2 separate regions of the Homo sapiens genome follow, and region 2 is linked to region 1. The links are chromatin contacts, found by Hi-C or POLR2A ChIA-PET in ENCODE. All regions are on one chromosome and are shown on one strand. The core of a region is the stretch at or near the end of the contact, and the rest is flanking DNA. Distances in the headings are between cores, read along the strand shown. Region 1 has its middle 28 kb from the start of SNRPE. Region 2 overlaps SOX13 (SRY-box transcription factor 13).

What was found. A loop is a pair of places that touch in the nucleus more often than their neighbours do. ChIA-PET counts read pairs that join two places held with the same protein, here RNA polymerase II (POLR2A). Pooled maps may share reads with other maps.
Region 2: a map of endothelial cell of umbilical vein shows a loop between it and region 1 (10-fold over the local background). The contact joins two enhancer-like sites. A Hi-C loop is called at or near these places in 96 of 168 maps with a recorded cell type or tissue (A673, CD4-positive, alpha-beta memory T cell, Caco-2 and 57 more), 5 of 37 single-sample maps with no recorded cell type and 42 of 50 pooled maps. POLR2A ChIA-PET finds 5 or more read pairs at or near these places in 25 of 52 experiments (A549, AG04449, AG04450 and 19 more).

What each region holds. Positions count from the first base shown.
Region 1 is chr1:203,885,999-203,893,637 of GRCh38, forward strand. No RefSeq gene overlaps it. Among named protein-coding and RNA genes, the nearest start is that of SNRPE, 28 kb to the left of the region's middle. RefSeq lists an enhancer at 2,287-3,486. Within about 2 kb of position 3,078, at least 9 of the 41 ENCODE cell types and tissues checked have a DNase peak (open chromatin) inside an H3K27ac peak, as active enhancers do; they include PC-9, where a contact is called at or near this core.
Region 2 is chr1:204,125,300-204,132,938 of GRCh38, forward strand. SOX13 (SRY-box transcription factor 13) reads left to right here. Exons shown (of 14, transcript NM_005686.3): 14 at 559-2,444. The coding sequence ends at 835. It overlaps ETNK2 (ethanolamine kinase 2), which reads right to left. Exons shown (of 8, transcript NM_018208.4): 8 at 5,763-6,957. The coding sequence ends at 6,885. Among named protein-coding and RNA genes, the nearest start is that of ERLNC1, 12 kb to the right of the region's middle. RefSeq lists enhancers at 228-729, 730-1,229, 4,580-5,083, 5,084-5,586, 5,603-6,139 and 1 more. Within about 2 kb of position 4,257, at least 15 of the 41 ENCODE cell types and tissues checked have a DNase peak (open chromatin) inside an H3K27ac peak, as active enhancers do; they include PC-9, where a contact is called at or near this core.

The DNA of each region.
Region 1 (7,639 bases), core at 1,828-4,327:
GAGATGGAGTCTTGCTCTTTCATGTAGGCTGGAGTGCAGTGGTGCGATCTTGGCTCACTGCAACCTCCACCTCCAGGGCTCAAGCGATTCTCCTGCCTCAACCTCCCAAGTAGCTGGGATTACAGCAGTGAGTCACTGTGCCCAGCCCTTATTTTCAATTTATGGTATTTTCAATTTAGAATGGCTTTATTAGGACATGACCCCTTCATAAGTCAAGGAGCATCTGTATTTGACTTTTTTAGAGAGTCTACATATAAAAGATTATGCAGTACATTTCTCTTTTTTTTTTCCTGAGACAAGAGTTTTGCTCTTGTTGCCCAGGCTGGAGTACAATGGCGAGATCTTGGCTTACTGCAAACTCTGCCTCCCGGGTTCAAGCGATTCTTCTGCCTCAGTCGCCCAAGTAGCTGGGATTACAGGCGCCTGCCACCAAGCCCAGCTAATTTTTTGTATTTTTAGTACAGACAGGGTTTCGCCATGTTGGCCAGGTTGATCTCGAACTCCTGACCTCAGGTGATCCGCCCACCTCGGCCTCCTAAAGTGCTGGGAGCACACAGTGAAAACGACATTTGCCTGTGCAATAGAAATTAAAATCCTTAGCATGACTTTCAATGTTTTCTATAATCTGCCTTCAACCTGCCCTTCACCCTTATCTCGCAGGACTACCCTATAAGAATACTCTGTATTCCAAACAGATACTCCAACTCCCTCCCCCTAAGTTTACCAATCTCCATGGTTTGTTTTTATGGCTTTAAATATGAATTCAATTACTTTAATAGATCTAGGACTATCCAGGTTATCTACTTCCATTTGAGTGAACTTTGAGAGTTGTGTTTTTATTCTATTGCTCCTTGCAGAGCAGAGGTACCCCATAGGCAGTGTGCCCAGAATAGCCCAGGGGAGCTGGAGTTGTGTTTTTTAAGGGATTTGTCCATTTCATCTAAGCTATTAAATTTATTGGCACAAAGTAGTTCACAATATTCCCTTATCCTTTTAATGCCTGTAGGATCTGTAGAGGTATCTTTACTTTCATTCTTCATCTATTCTGTTCTTTATTATTTCTATGTATCTCTTTATTTGGGTTTAATCTGATCTTTTTCTAGTTTCTTAAGGCAGAAGCTTTGGTTACTGATTGAAAACATGCCTTATTTTTTAAAAAAATTTTTATTATTTTTTTGAGATGGAATTTCGCTGTGTTGCCTAGGCTGAAGGGCAGTGGAGTGATCTCAGCTCACTGCAACCTCCCCTTCCCAGGTTCAAGTGATTCTCCTGCCTCAGCCTCCCAAGTAGGTGGGATTACAGGCGTGTACCACCAGAGCATGGAGCAGACATCGCATAAAAAATTTGGTTCCTCAAATTCAAGGTTTTTCTGCTCATAACACAACCCATTGCACGTGAGTATCATTTGGCCATCCTTGCATTGCCTTTGAGAATTAGGATTTGGGGAACTTGTAAGAAAATGCTGATATATTGGATATTGTCCTTGATAAGAGTAGTAAACTGTCCTCTGACTCACATTTCACATGTTTTCTACTAGCACCCATGAAACCATGCGGGGAGGGGGGCTTGCTTAGCCTGCAAGTAGGGTAAAACTAAGGATACTTAATGGTTCTTTACATCACCTTACTTGTTTTTTGTTTGTCCCATCCCCATCTCTTTTTTTCCTCAAAATTTTTGTTTTCCTTTGGATGATTTTTATGATTTCATTTTATATCTACTGTTAAACTTATTAGCTATACTCCATTTTTTAAAAGACTTTTACTTGATTACCTAGGGATTACAGTATACATCTTTCTTACTACAGTTTACTTTCAGTAGCTTTTTTTGTTTTGTTTTGTTTTTGTTTTTGTTTTTGAGATGGAGTTTTGCTTTTGTCGCCCAGGCTGGAGTGCAGTGGCACGATCCAACTCACTGCAACTTCTGCCTCCTGGGTTCAAACGATTCTCCTGCCTCAGCCTCTGGAGTAGCTGGGATTACAGGTGTCCACCACCATGCCCAGCTAATTTTTGTATTTTTGGTAGAGATGGGGTTTCACCATGTTGGCTAGGCTGGTCTTGAACTGCTGACCCCAGATGATACACCCACCTTGGCCTCCCAAAGTGTTGGGATTACAGGCATGAGCCACCGTGCCCAGTCTGCTTTCAGTAGTATTTTAACACTCCATGTATGCTATGAGACTCTTATACCTCCAATTCCTCCCTTCATTGTGCGTTTTTGTTGTTGTTGTTGTTGTTTGTTTAAGAGACAGGATCTTGCTCTGTCTCCTAGGCTGGAGTGCAATGGCACAATCATAGCTCAGTGCAGCCTTGAACTCCTGACTCAAGTGATCCTCCTGCCTTGGCCTCCCCTATAGCTAGGACTACAGGGATGCACCACCATGCCTAGCTAATTGTTTTGTTTTTTGGGTTTTTTTTTTTTTTTGCGTGTGTAGAGATAGGGTCTGTGTTTTCCAGGTTGGTCTCAATCTCCTGGGCTCAAGTGATCCTCCTGCCTCAGCCTCCCAAAGTATTGAGATTACAGGCATGAGCCACTGTGCCCAGCCCTCTTTGTACTCTTTTCGTCATACTTTTAGTTCTCAGTCCCATAATACATTGTTACTATCTTTGCTTTAGGCAGTTATTGAGATTCACATCATGTGCCTGAATATTGGGTTGGGAAGTCCCATATTTTCTCTTATGAATTTTAAAAATTTTATCAAAATTTTGGACTAGAAATAATTTTTTGGGTCATTCTTTTTGAAAAGGTGTATGGTTTTTTGCTAAGTGGATCTTTTCTTGGCTTCTAGTTGAGACCTTTCCACACATAACTTTCCCACCCACTCTTGAGGAAACCTGAAGCCTGATTCCATTTATGTATAGGATCCTTCTGAAGTCTTGGCTGGAGTTCAGTTTCAGGGAATTAGCAGCAGGAAAGGCTGGAGGGAAGGTCAGTGAGGGCATTTCATTTTCTTCTCTTATTGTTAATTTCCTTGAGACACCTAAAGAAAAGAAAAAGTACTTTCTACTCCAATCTTTCTACCTTGTTTTAACTCTAGGGTGTTTCTTTTTTTCCCCATTCCATTGTTAAGACAGGAATCAGGGTTTTTTACAATGTATCACCCATAATCATGCTTTCTACAATAGTCATTTCCTGTTGCCCTCTAAGCTTTGTTCATGGTATTCCATTGAGTTGACAAATCATAATTTATAATACATTTCTTTGTGAAGCTCAGCTTTTTCATTATTACAAATTATGCCACAGTAAACATCTTTGTGCATCTTTTATACCTCATGAAGTGTATTTCTATGAGCAGGTATCTATATTTTATAACAGCATTTTTATAGTTATTACGTATTATAAATAAGATTTAGAAAAAGAAGGACATTGGGAATGTATATACCCTGGGGGAAAAGGTCTTATGACTTTGCCTAGAGAAAAATAAATAGATTGAATTGATTATAGACTTGTTGGAGACAGGTTATTGAGAGGGAAATGTCAAAAATTTGGCTATGAATTTCAACTATGCTTTTTTCAGAGATTAGTATTTGAGGTTTAAATACCTCTTAACTGTTTTTTAAAATCAGTATGTTGAGTCCATTCCTGAGTTGAAATTTTGACATACTTCTTCCTGTTGTGAAATCTGCTTACAAAGATTTAGGCAATGTTTTAATATATATGTATGTGTGTGTGCTAGTGTGTTGTGTAGGAATAAAGCAAAATCACCACGGAAATGAGGTATTCTGTAACTCTTCATAAAGGACCTATGCCTATGCTGTTTAATATAGTTGTCACTAACCATAAGTGGCTATTGAGCACTTAAAATGTGCTAAGGCTAAGGAACGTACTTTTTGGTTTAGAAAACCTTTAAGTATGTTTGGAACAACTTGTGTACGACAGTCTACTTTTTAAACTAGACATTTGGCCAGGCACGGTGACTCACGGCTGTAACCCAGCACTTTGGGAGGCCGAGGGGGGTGGATCACCTGAAGTCAGGAGTTCCACATCAGCCTGGCCAACGTGGTAAAACCCCGTCTCTACTAAAAATACGAAATTAGCCAGGCGTTGTGGTTTATGCCTGTAATCCCAGCTACTCGGGAGGCTGAGGCAGCAGAATTGCTGCTCAGAATGAGCTGAGATCACACCATTGCACTCCAGCCTGGGCAACAAGAACAAAACTCCATGTCAACAAATATATCTATTTATATATGTTATATTATATTATATTATATTAGTATTATATTACATAATATATATTTATATATTATATGTATTTCTATTATATATTTATATGTTATATTATATATATATATATATATATATATTTTTTTTTTTTTTTTTTTTTTTTCCTGAGATGGAGTCTGGCTCTATCACCCAGGCTGGAGTGCAGTGGCATGATCTCGGCTTACTGCAACCTCCGCCTCTCGGGTTCAAGCGATTGTCCTGCCTCAGCCTCCCCAGTAGCTGGGATTACAGGCATGCGCCACCACACCCAGCTAATTTTGTATTTTTAGTAGAGACGGGGTTTCTCCACGTTGGTCAGGCTGGTCTCGAACTCCCGACCTCAAGTGATCTACCTGCCTCAGCCTCCCAAAGTGCTGGGATTACAGGCATGAGCCACCGCACCCAGCCAATAATAATTTTTATGTTTGTAACATTGAAATAGTTATATTTTAGATATAATGGATTACGTAAAACAAAATTAATTCCACCAATTACTTTTTTTTGATATTGCTTCTTTTTTGAGACAGGGTCTGGCTCTGTCAACCAGGCTGGAGTGCAGTGGCTTGATTTCAGCTCACTGGAACTTCTGCCTCCCAGGCTCAAGCCATCCTCCCACCTCAGCCTCCTGAGTAGCTGGGACTACAGGTGCATGCCACCATACCTGGCTAATTTTTGTATTTTTTTGTAGAAGTGGAGTCTCACTTTGTTGTCTAGTCTTGTCTCAAACTGCTGATTTCAAGTGATCTGCTGCTCACCTCGGCCTTCCAAAGTGCTGGGATTATAGGAGTAAGCCACCGAGCCTGGCCAATGTGGATATTAGGGAATTTAGAATTACATATGTGGCTTGTATTTCTGTTGGACGACACTGGCCTACATTGTAGGTGACATGAGTGAAGAAAACCACTGTTTTCACAGCTTCAAAATGTTGTGACTGGGCACAGTAGCTCTCGTGCCTGTAATCCTGGCACTTTGGGAAGCCAAAGTGGGAAGATCACTAAAGCTCAGGAGTTTGAGACCAGCCTGGGCAACATGGCAAAACTTTGTCTCTACAAAAAATACAAAAATTAGCCAGGCATGGTGGCACCGCCTGTAGTCCCAGCTACTAGGGAGACTGAGGCAGGAGGATTGCTTGAACCTGGGAGGTTGAGGACGCAGTGAGTTGTGATTGCATCACTGCACTTCACCCTGGGTGACAAAGTGAAACCCTGTCTCAAAAAAACAATAAATAAATAAAACATTGCAAACACAGACAACTCACTGTCTAAAGGAAGATCTGAGTTACTGAGACTAGAGTTTTCAATGTTTAGGTTGTAGAAAGGAGAACAAGGAATGCCAATGCAGGTCGACTGGTTATAGGTAAAGGGTGGGCATTGTCAGGGTTTACTGCTTAAAAGTAACTAGTGTCCCATTTAAAGTATGGGCTGACTACACAGTTATTACTGCATGACCCTGCTTTTTGTCTTCAGTGTGTAATACAAGAAGTAGTGAAACCCCATCTCTACTAAAAATACAAAATTAGCCCAGCTTGGTGGCACGTGCCTGTAATCCCAGCTACTTGGGAGGCTGAGGCAGGAGAGTCGCTTGAACCCAGGAGGTGGAGGTTGTGGTGAGCCGACATCACGCCATTGCACTCCAGCCTGGGCAACAAGAGCGAAACTCCGTCTGGAAAAAAAGAAAAAAAAAGTAAACATGAGGCTAGACATGGTGCCACATGCCTATAATCCCAGCACTTTGGAAGGCTGAGGTGGGTGGATGGAGCCCAGGAGTTCAAGACCAGCCTGGGCAATATGGCAAAAGCCTGTCTCTACAAAAAATACAAAAATTAGCCAGATGTGGTGGTGCATGCCTGTATTCCCAGCTACTCGGGAAGCTGAGGTGGGAGGATCACTTCAGCCTGGAAGGTCAAGGCTGCTGTGAGCCAAGATTGTACCACTGCACTCCTGCGTGGGGGACAGAGTGAGATCCTGTCTCAAAAAAAAAAAAAAAAACTTAAAAAGACAAAAAGGTAAACATGATGGTTGAGGAACAAGAAAAGGACAAAATTGATGAGCAAAGTGATTAAATACTAAAATGAAAGGAACAGAAGGGTAGAATTAACAGAAAGCCAACTCAAGAAAATTCAAAAGAAAAAGAAAAAACAAGAATTCTAAGTGTCGGATCCATGAGCCCTTCATACCAGATACAGGAGCCAATGAACCTACCTGAAATTACATTTAAAATAACAAGGAATGTTCATTTATGAGGGGAATGTGGTCAGTAGCTTTCATTAAATTCATAGAGGAGTTCATGTCTTTCCTCCACAACAGGCTTGTAATCATAGCTGCAACAAATAAAACAGTAGGCTTCTAGTCAAAATGGAGTAAGAGGGATCAGATTTAACAGAAACAAGTAAAAATCTGGGGCTGGGTGCAGTGGCTCGTGCCTGTAATCCCAGCACTTTGGGAGGCTAAGGCGGGTGGATCACCTGAAGTCAGGAGTTCAAGACCGGCCTGACCAACATGGAGAAACCCCGTCTCTACTAAAAATACAAAATTAGCTGGGCAAGGTGGCGCATGCCTGTAATCCCAGCTACTCAGGAGGCTGAGGCAAGAGAATCACTTGAACCCGGGAGGCGGAGGTTGTGGTGAGCCGAGATCGCACCATTGCACTCCAGTCTAGGTGACAAGAGTGAAGCTCCGTCTCAAAAAAAAAAAAAATTGAATAAGAAATATGAAACAATTAAATTTCAGACAGTAGGACACCAGGCATTCCAGGACGGTGGTTGTTCTCTCAGGTAACCATATGAAGTGAGCCTTACAATTCATCAAACTTAACATCTAAGGAGATTTTCTCAAGCCTCAGTACAGTGGGTAGGAACCTGGGTGGAACACAGGGGAGTCTCCCTGAGTTGAGATGGGATTGGGAATCTACAGCAACCCAAGGAAATAAAGTTTTCAGGGAAGAGTTCTGGAGAGGAGAGAACTGGAGATGTGCAGAGTTTCCGCCTCAAGTCTTCAGAGGGTTGACCAGCACATACATGTGAGGTAACAACCCAGGCAAGGGAAGTAAACATCAAAAAGAAGCAGAATAAACACTTCTTTTCATGCATTTTGCAAAGGACTGGGAAAAGATTTTATTCCTGCCAGCTACAGAGGAAAGACCTCATACCTCAAAAGGGGTCAGATAGAATATTTAAAGGGACATTGCAGGCCGGGTACGGTGGTTCACACCTGTAATCCTAGCACTTTGGGAGGCCAAGGCATGCAGATCACTTGAGCCTGGGAGTTGGAGACCAGCCTGGGCAACATGGTGAAATCCTTTCTCTACAAAAAAATACAAAAATTAGCCAGGTGTGGTGGCATGCACCTGTAGTCACAGCTACTCAGGAGGCTGAGGTGGAAGGATCACCTGAACTCAGGGAAGTCAAGGCTGCAATGATCTGTGATTGTGCCACTGTACT
Region 2 (7,639 bases), core at 3,007-5,506, 240 kb after region 1:
CACGCCTGTAATGCCAACACTTTGGGAGGCTGAGGCAGGAGGATCCCTTGAGCTCAGGAGTTTGAGACCAGCCTGGGCAACATAGTGAAACCTCATCTTTAAATAAAATTAGCCAGGTGTGGTGGTTCACACCTGTAGTCCCAGCTACTCAGGAGGCTGAGGCAGGCTCAGGAGGATCACTTGAGCCTGGGAGGCTGACGCTGCAGTCAGCTGTGATTGTACCACTGTTCTCCAGCATGGGTGACAGAGCATGACCCTGTCTCTAAATATAAGTAAACAAAACATAAAATATACAAGTTCTAAAAACTGGATTCACACATGATCCTCCAAGAATATTATCTGTTGAACACATCTATGGCCCTAGGTCTGCAGGTCATCTGCAGGGTCGTAGGTGCCAGTGAATTTGGCCATCAGAAAGCAGGCTGGGGGCAGGGTATATAAGTCACAGCCAAGAGTGTGTGGAGTGGGAGTGCATGCTCTGAGGAGGCCTGGAGGGGAGATGGGTTTGGGGTTGAATCAAGTGTGCATCCATCACCGTTCCCCTTCTCTGCCCCACAGCCCGCAGGCTGGCCAGGTGCAGATGAGCTCCTCAGATGTCCTGTACCCTCGGGCAGCAGGCATGCCGCTGGCACAGCCACTGGTGGAGCACTATGTCCCTCGTAGCCTGGACCCCAACATGCCTGTGATCGTCAACACCTGCAGCCTCAGAGAGGAGGGTGAGGGCACAGATGACAGGCACTCGGTGGCTGATGGCGAGATGTACCGGTACAGCGAGGACGAGGACTCGGAGGGCGAAGAGAAGAGCGATGGGGAGTTGGTGGTGCTCACAGACTGATCCCGGCTGGGTGGGCCTGGCCCCTTCTCCTCTGGGGAAGACCTTGTCCCAACTCGATGGGCACAGCCAGCCAACCTAAGACTATGTTGGTACTTGGACTTGTTCGTGCCCCAGAGATGGGCAAAGCTGTGCACTTGCAGATACATTCATGAGGGGAGAGGCGCCCTCCCTTCCTGAGGAGCTGTTGGCCTGGGTGGGCAGGAACTGCAGTATGGCCATGGGCTGAGCAGGCTGAGCACCTCAGCCTTTAGGGCTTATGGCCAGGGGACACTGTATGACTCTCCTCTCCTGCAGGTGTCTATCCACCTGGGGTATGGCATCTACCGACCTGTCTCCCTGGGGTCACATGCTTTGTTTCCATTCTTGTCCTGGCTGGACCAGCCACTGTGGGACCAACACCCCTCCCACACTCCCCCAGACTGCTCGTCTATCACCAGGATCGCTTTGTACTTTGTGCAAAAGGGTCTGGCTGTCCCTTGCTGTTTTCATCTCTGCCAAGCCTATTGTGCCTCTGGCTGCTGTATGTGTGCGCGTGCACGTGTGTGTGTTTCATCTGTTCATTCACTGCACAAGATATTTATTGAGTGCCCACTACGTGCCAGGCACTGTTGCTGAGTTCCTGTGGGTGTGTCTCTCGATGCCACTCCTGCTTCTCTGGGGGCCTCTTTCTGTGCTTCTCTTTGTCCCCAAATTGCTACCTCTTTGTCAGTCTGGGTGTCTCAGGTTCTGTGTGTCCTTGTGTGCATTTCTGTCTCTCTCTGTCCTCGTCTCTCTGCAAGGCCCTCTATTTCTCTCTTTCTTGGTGTCTGTCCTTTGCCCCCTGTGCCCTCTGGATTCTCTGGGTCTATGTAGGCCCCTGGTCTGCCCTGGGCTCATCAGCCTTCCTGACCTCCTCCTGCCCTCCCCTTCACTCCCTCCCTGGCTCTGCCAGTCGGTTCCCACGGAGCCATTTTTAGCTCTGATCAGCATGGGAATGTGCCTCGGCCTCCAAGGGGCTTTGTCCTGGTGCCCCCGCCCCTGGTCCCAACCTGATCCCACGAGGGAGTTGGGACAGGAGGATTGATGGTGCTCCCCTTCCTGCCAGCGTCAGAGGCCCTGGAGAGGGGCTGTCCATGGCAGCTGGTCTTTATTCCTCCCTCATGAGCACAGGGTCGGGGGGGTCCCCATTCTTGGAAGAGGTTGAGAAGACTCCTGGGCTTCAGCCTCTCCCACCCAGCCCTGCCCCTCACCTGCCTGCCCTCCCCTCCCCCACTCTATACTAGGGACTGGATCTCAGCCTCTGATCAGTTTCACAAAGTTTGTTCCCTAAGGAAATCAAATCCCATTGTCACCTAACTCTGAAGATCTAAATAGCCCTTGGATCAGTATGGGAACCCCAAATCCCACAGGGCCAGATGTGGAGTCTGTGTCTGCCCCCGTCTTCTCTCCATCCTCAAAGCCCCCACTTCTCTCCAGGCTGTTTCTTTTTTTATGACTGTAAACATAGATAGTGCTTTATTTTGTTAATAATAAGATAATGATGAGTAACTTAACCAGCACATTTCTCCTGTTTACACTCGGGGGATTTTTTTGTTTTCTGATGACATAATAAAGACAGATCATTTCAGAATCTGGCCCTTGTGCAGGGGAGGAGGGAGGCTGGCCTAAGTCCAGAATTCCCAAATATGCCACCAGCCTGGGCACCACTGTCCCCTGGTGGCAGCCTGCAGGAGCTTCAGGCCTGGGGCCTCAGAGGAATTGGCTTAATGCAAGGGAATCCCAGGCCAAGCTTGTGAGTGACACATGCCCTCCACAGAGCCCACGCTGAATGCCCCTACCTTGACGAGGTGAGGCCACCCGGATCCTAAGAAAGAAGGCAGTAGTAAGAGCACTGTAATAGGAGTCATGAAGCTCGGGGTCTCTCTAGAACTGGCCACATGGCTGGGGTTGGGGAGTGGGAGCCAGGTCTCTCCTTTGGGGCCTCATTGTCCTCATCTGACAACAAGATTAAACCTTATACCTGGTTCTTACCATTCAGAGAAGTAGCCCTTTGAGACTCTAATGAAAGCTGTGGATCCTTTTCTTAGAAAAGGGCCCACAAAGGTTTACCCTGAAGCCCATCTGAGGCCCCTACGATGCTAATTAATGAAGCAGGGTCTCTAATGATAATGCTTCAGGGCTCTCTATCCATGACACATGCTTTGAGTGAACACTTCAGACCTAGTTATCCCATTAGGAGAAGTAATAGGCCTGCAAGGGCCGGATGACAGACTGAAACACCTCAAAAATGCATATTAACCAGGCTCTAGAGAGACACATCTTGTAGTGAAAAATTAATCCCATCAGTATAGAGTGGGGACAGCAAAACCGAATGGCAGTAGTTCTTGTGGAAGAGTTGGACTTGGGCTGCATTAATAGAGGCTTGTGTTCACAACAGGGGAGGTGATGGTCCAGTGTACCCCACACAGACCTAGTCCCAGGGGTAGCGTGCCCTTCCTCGCCCCCTCACTAGGGAAGTCTCACAATGGAGGGGCCCTGAAGCAGGCACCCCACATGGAGGAGCACAGGAGGGATCCTGGTGCACATTGTCCTTAGAGGAATAGTCAGAAGGGTCAGGCGTGTTTCCTCTAGAAAAGAAGACAGAGTTGGACAGAAAGGACAAGATTGCTTTCTCCAAAACTGCCAGGTGGGCAAAGTGTAGTATTGCACAAAGTTCATGAGGCAGAACTTGAGCTCCTGGATGAGGTTCAAGACTGTCTTGACATAAAGAACACCTTTTCCACAAAAAAGAGTGAACTTCCCAACTCAAGTCCTCAAGCTCTTGAGTACTGGTGGAGGGATTTCTAGATTGGAGAGGGTAGTGGTGAGAGAGGGTAGGTGTGGTGGTTGATTCTAGGGCCACAAAGTTGGGAGGGTGTGGAATGGAGACTGCCCAAGAATTAAGGGCCCAGCCATTTGGTATGGGGAGCGTCCTGAACGCTGGCTGGCTGTTTTTTCCCCAGCCCGGGTTCTCAGAGCCTCCTCTCCTTCGCCCTCCCCACGCCACGTCTGGAAAAGATGCAGGCAGAGGTGGGAGGAGGAGCTGGCGGCGGCGCCTGCCCCCTGGTGGTCACGATGGAGAGCTGCCCATTGCACCTCCCACTCCCCTCAGCCCTCTGCCCTCCGGCCCTCCGCTCTCCGCCCTCCCCTCTCCGCCCGCCCCTCTCGGCCCCCGGCCTCCTCCACTCCACTGGTGGGTCCAAACCATGTCCTGCCAGTCTCAAGACTCTCCCAGCCTGGCTCATTCCCACCTGTCGGTCCTGAGTTCCTCTTCCCTCCCGCAAGTCCTCTTGTCTTGCCTGCCTTATTCCCTCTGCTGAGACACAGTTGCGGGTCCTGGAGCCCCACCCCTGTCTCATGAGAGGCAGGATGGGGCCAGGTGGTTGGAGAGGCCAGGAGCAGAGTGCTGTGGTCATTACCAGGAAAGCTGGGCTACAAGTTCGTCCCCTCCGTGCGTCTCCGGCAGAGACCGAGGGGCAGAGCCCGTTGGGAAGGTGAATGTGCCCAGGAGTCCTTTAACTAGAGCTCTTTGCTAAGAGTCCTGGAAGGGGCCCGAGGGGGTGGAACCCGGATCACACTGGGAGGCTCCCAGGCCTGGTGCTCAGCCAGGAGGACAGGAGTGCTGGTTAGCCTGGGGTGGCAGTGAAAGGAGCCAAGGTGGAACTCCCAGACTTTGAGGAACAGGGTTGTGTTCCCTGCCACCACACCGGCTCACTCCCCTGGAGGACTGGGGGAAGGAGAATGCTTTCTCAGAGGCGGCAGTGGGATGATGTCTGCTGTTAATTCCTTCCCATACAGATGGTGGTCAGGACCTTAGGGGCACAGGACAATACCCGGGGGGGGGGGGGGGGCTCTGTCCCAGCCATTCCCTACTCACCACTGCAACACTTATCTCCAGCGCAACAGCATCAAGACCCAGGAGGCTGGAAACAAAGCTGGCTTCACAGTGTTAATTCTGCCCTCAATTCCAGAGGTGGCTCAGAGAGGAAGAAGGAGCGGGGACACTGCTATTTAGTCCAGACAGGTAGTGTCTATGATGACCACCTGACCCCACAGGTGACCCCAGGGGGCCCCTACCTGCCCAGCCCTGGCACCATCCCTATGCCTGGGCACCTCTTTCGCTCGTGTCCCCCCACTGTCACCCCCCGAGGCTGCTGCCCATGGAGGGCCTGGCTATGCTGGATCACCATGACCTTGAAAGCTCCAGCTGCAGGTGCCAGCTCCAGTGGTTGCCATGGCACCAGGGTGCTTTTTGCAGGCAAAAGCCAAACAACCAGAGTCCACCTGGCAGGCTGCTGCTGCTGTTGCCTCTGCTGCCCCTAAGGGCACTGGGCACTTACTGGCAGGGGGGCAGTCCTGGAGCAGCTGCTGCCCAGTGCACAGCCTGGGAAGTATAGCCGGAGTGACTGGGCTGCCAAGAGGGGTGCCCCCTTCTCATCTTTGAGTTTCTGCTCTTCCTTCTGGCCTTCTGAAAAAGTGACGGATTGGTTCCAGAAATCACTCCTGCCTGTTCTCAGGCAGAGCAGCCCCTTCCCCACCCCACTGACAGCTGGGAGCCAGACATGACCGAGGAAGGTGTCCTGAGCACTTCTATTTAGAATGTCACTGGTTCATCTCCTGGGTCAACCAAAGTCCTTGTAATCCACAGCCTAGTTCCCCCTAAGCAGTGCTTTACCGGGTTTAACTGGTAGGTTCTACTAAGAGAGTCAAAGGCACAGAAGCTGAGTGAGAGAAATAGGGGGCCCTGCCCAGAGCCTTCGGAGCTAGGTGCACAGGAGGATGTGTGCAGGCGGCTACCTTGACTTCAGCATGAAGCCCAGGTGGAGGGGGGATATCAGGAGGGGTTACAGCACCCCTCAGCCCCCACGCAGGGGTCAGTTCCTCACCATTGTCACTCAAGACACAGCAGTCCGGAAATGAGCATTTTAATGCAGAAAGAAAACCATGATAATTTACAAATGAATCACTTTCTGGGCCAGAGCCAGGAAGGCCCCAGGAGCTGTGAGGGTAGAAAGGGAGGTGGAGGCTGTTGAGTGTCCGGGCAACCAGTTTAGTCAGCACCTTTCTGATGGGATCCTGCCCAGGCTCTCCCACGATAGGCCCTGGGGGGCCCTGGCCCCCACCCCATCCTCTTGGCTCCCTCTAGTCATTCCAGATAGGAAGACCTCGGGTCAGCTTCAGGACATAAAGTAGAGCTGGAGAGACATCCCTGGAAGGAGGGCCTGAGGGCCAGGGAGGGAACAAGGCAGGAGACTGCTGGTTCTGGTTTTGGCCACCTCACCCTTGGCCACGTCCCCTCCGGCTAAGCCACAGCACAAAGCAGAGCCAGGCTCTGGAGGCCCAGGGCCTCACCACTCCCTCTCCTGTCCCCCCAGCAGGGGGACAAAACAGAAGCACAGGAGAGCACGTTGGGGAGCATGTTTCCTCGGGCTGAGGTTTGATTGGATCTGGTTTGGAGAAGGTGAGGGATCTCAGAGGAGGTGGCTGCTGGGGAAGATGTCATGCTCAATTCTTGGCCCCCACCCATCACCAAGATAGGTACATCCATGTGTCAGAGTTGGTGTGATGCTGGTTTGGAGCTCAGCACCTCCCACATGGGGCATGCAGGGGGAGACGGACTGGAGGCTCAGGGCACTGGAGGTAGAAAGGAGCCCTCCCCGCCTCCTTCCCCAGGCCAGGAAGGGGTAAACACACATATAAGGCAGCCCCAATTCCAGCAGGGCCTGAGGCTGGGAATGATGTGTTTCCCAGGGGTGGTTATGGTTCAGGACCTGGCTGCAGGCACTTCCTCCCAAGCCTGGTGGGGTGAAGGGGACCCCCGGAAGGGGGTCCTATCAGCCCCTCCAGACAGGAGAATGAGGTCTTCAGTGGCAACCACTGGGGTCTGGCGGCAGGGACAGAGCCTTCTCCCTGGACACCCATGTGTCCCCTCTCCCACCCTGTCCAAGGGTGTGGATCCCAGAGTGCAGAATTGAGCTCTGGAGAACAGGTCTGGCCAGACAGATGGGTAGGGGAGGGATGGGGTGGCTGGTCACTTTGGCATCTCCAAGGCTGACGCTTGAGGCTTCACCTTGAAGTACTGGTTGAATCGGATCACTGCGTACCTGTGGGGAAGACAGAAGGAAGCTGGGTGTGAGGAAGAAAGCCAGGTGGGCCCTGCTGGGGGTGCTGACATCATGAGAAAAGTTTTTCAGTGGCTCTAGGCCTATCTAAGTCTGAGCAGATCAACCCCAACCCAGACTGATTAGTATTATTATTTCTTTTGCTTCTTTTTAAAATTTTTAATATTTATTTATTTTGAGACAGGGTCTGGATCTGTCACCCAGGCTGGAGTGCAATGGCATGATCTTGGCTCACTGCAACCTCTGCCTCCCGGGCTCTGATGATCCTCCCACTCAGCCTCCAGAATAGCTGGGATTATAGGTGCACGCCACCACACCTGGCTAATATTTGTATTTTTTGTAGAGACAGGGTTTCACCATGTTGCCCAGGCTAATCTTGAACTCCTGAGCTCAAGCAATCCGCCTGCCATGGCCTCCCAAAGTACTGGGATTACAGGCATGAGCCACCGTGCCCAGCCTATTTTTTTTTTAACTTCAACTACATTTTTTTTCTTCTTAGATCAGACTAGAGAAACCCTTCCACAAACATGCTTGTTTGGAGTTTTGTTTTTACCGTTCTATATTGTTAAGTATATTCACATTGCTGTGCAAATGAATATCTACAACTTTTTCCTTTTGGACAACCGAAACTAGACCTATTAAGCAATACTCCCCATTGCTCCCT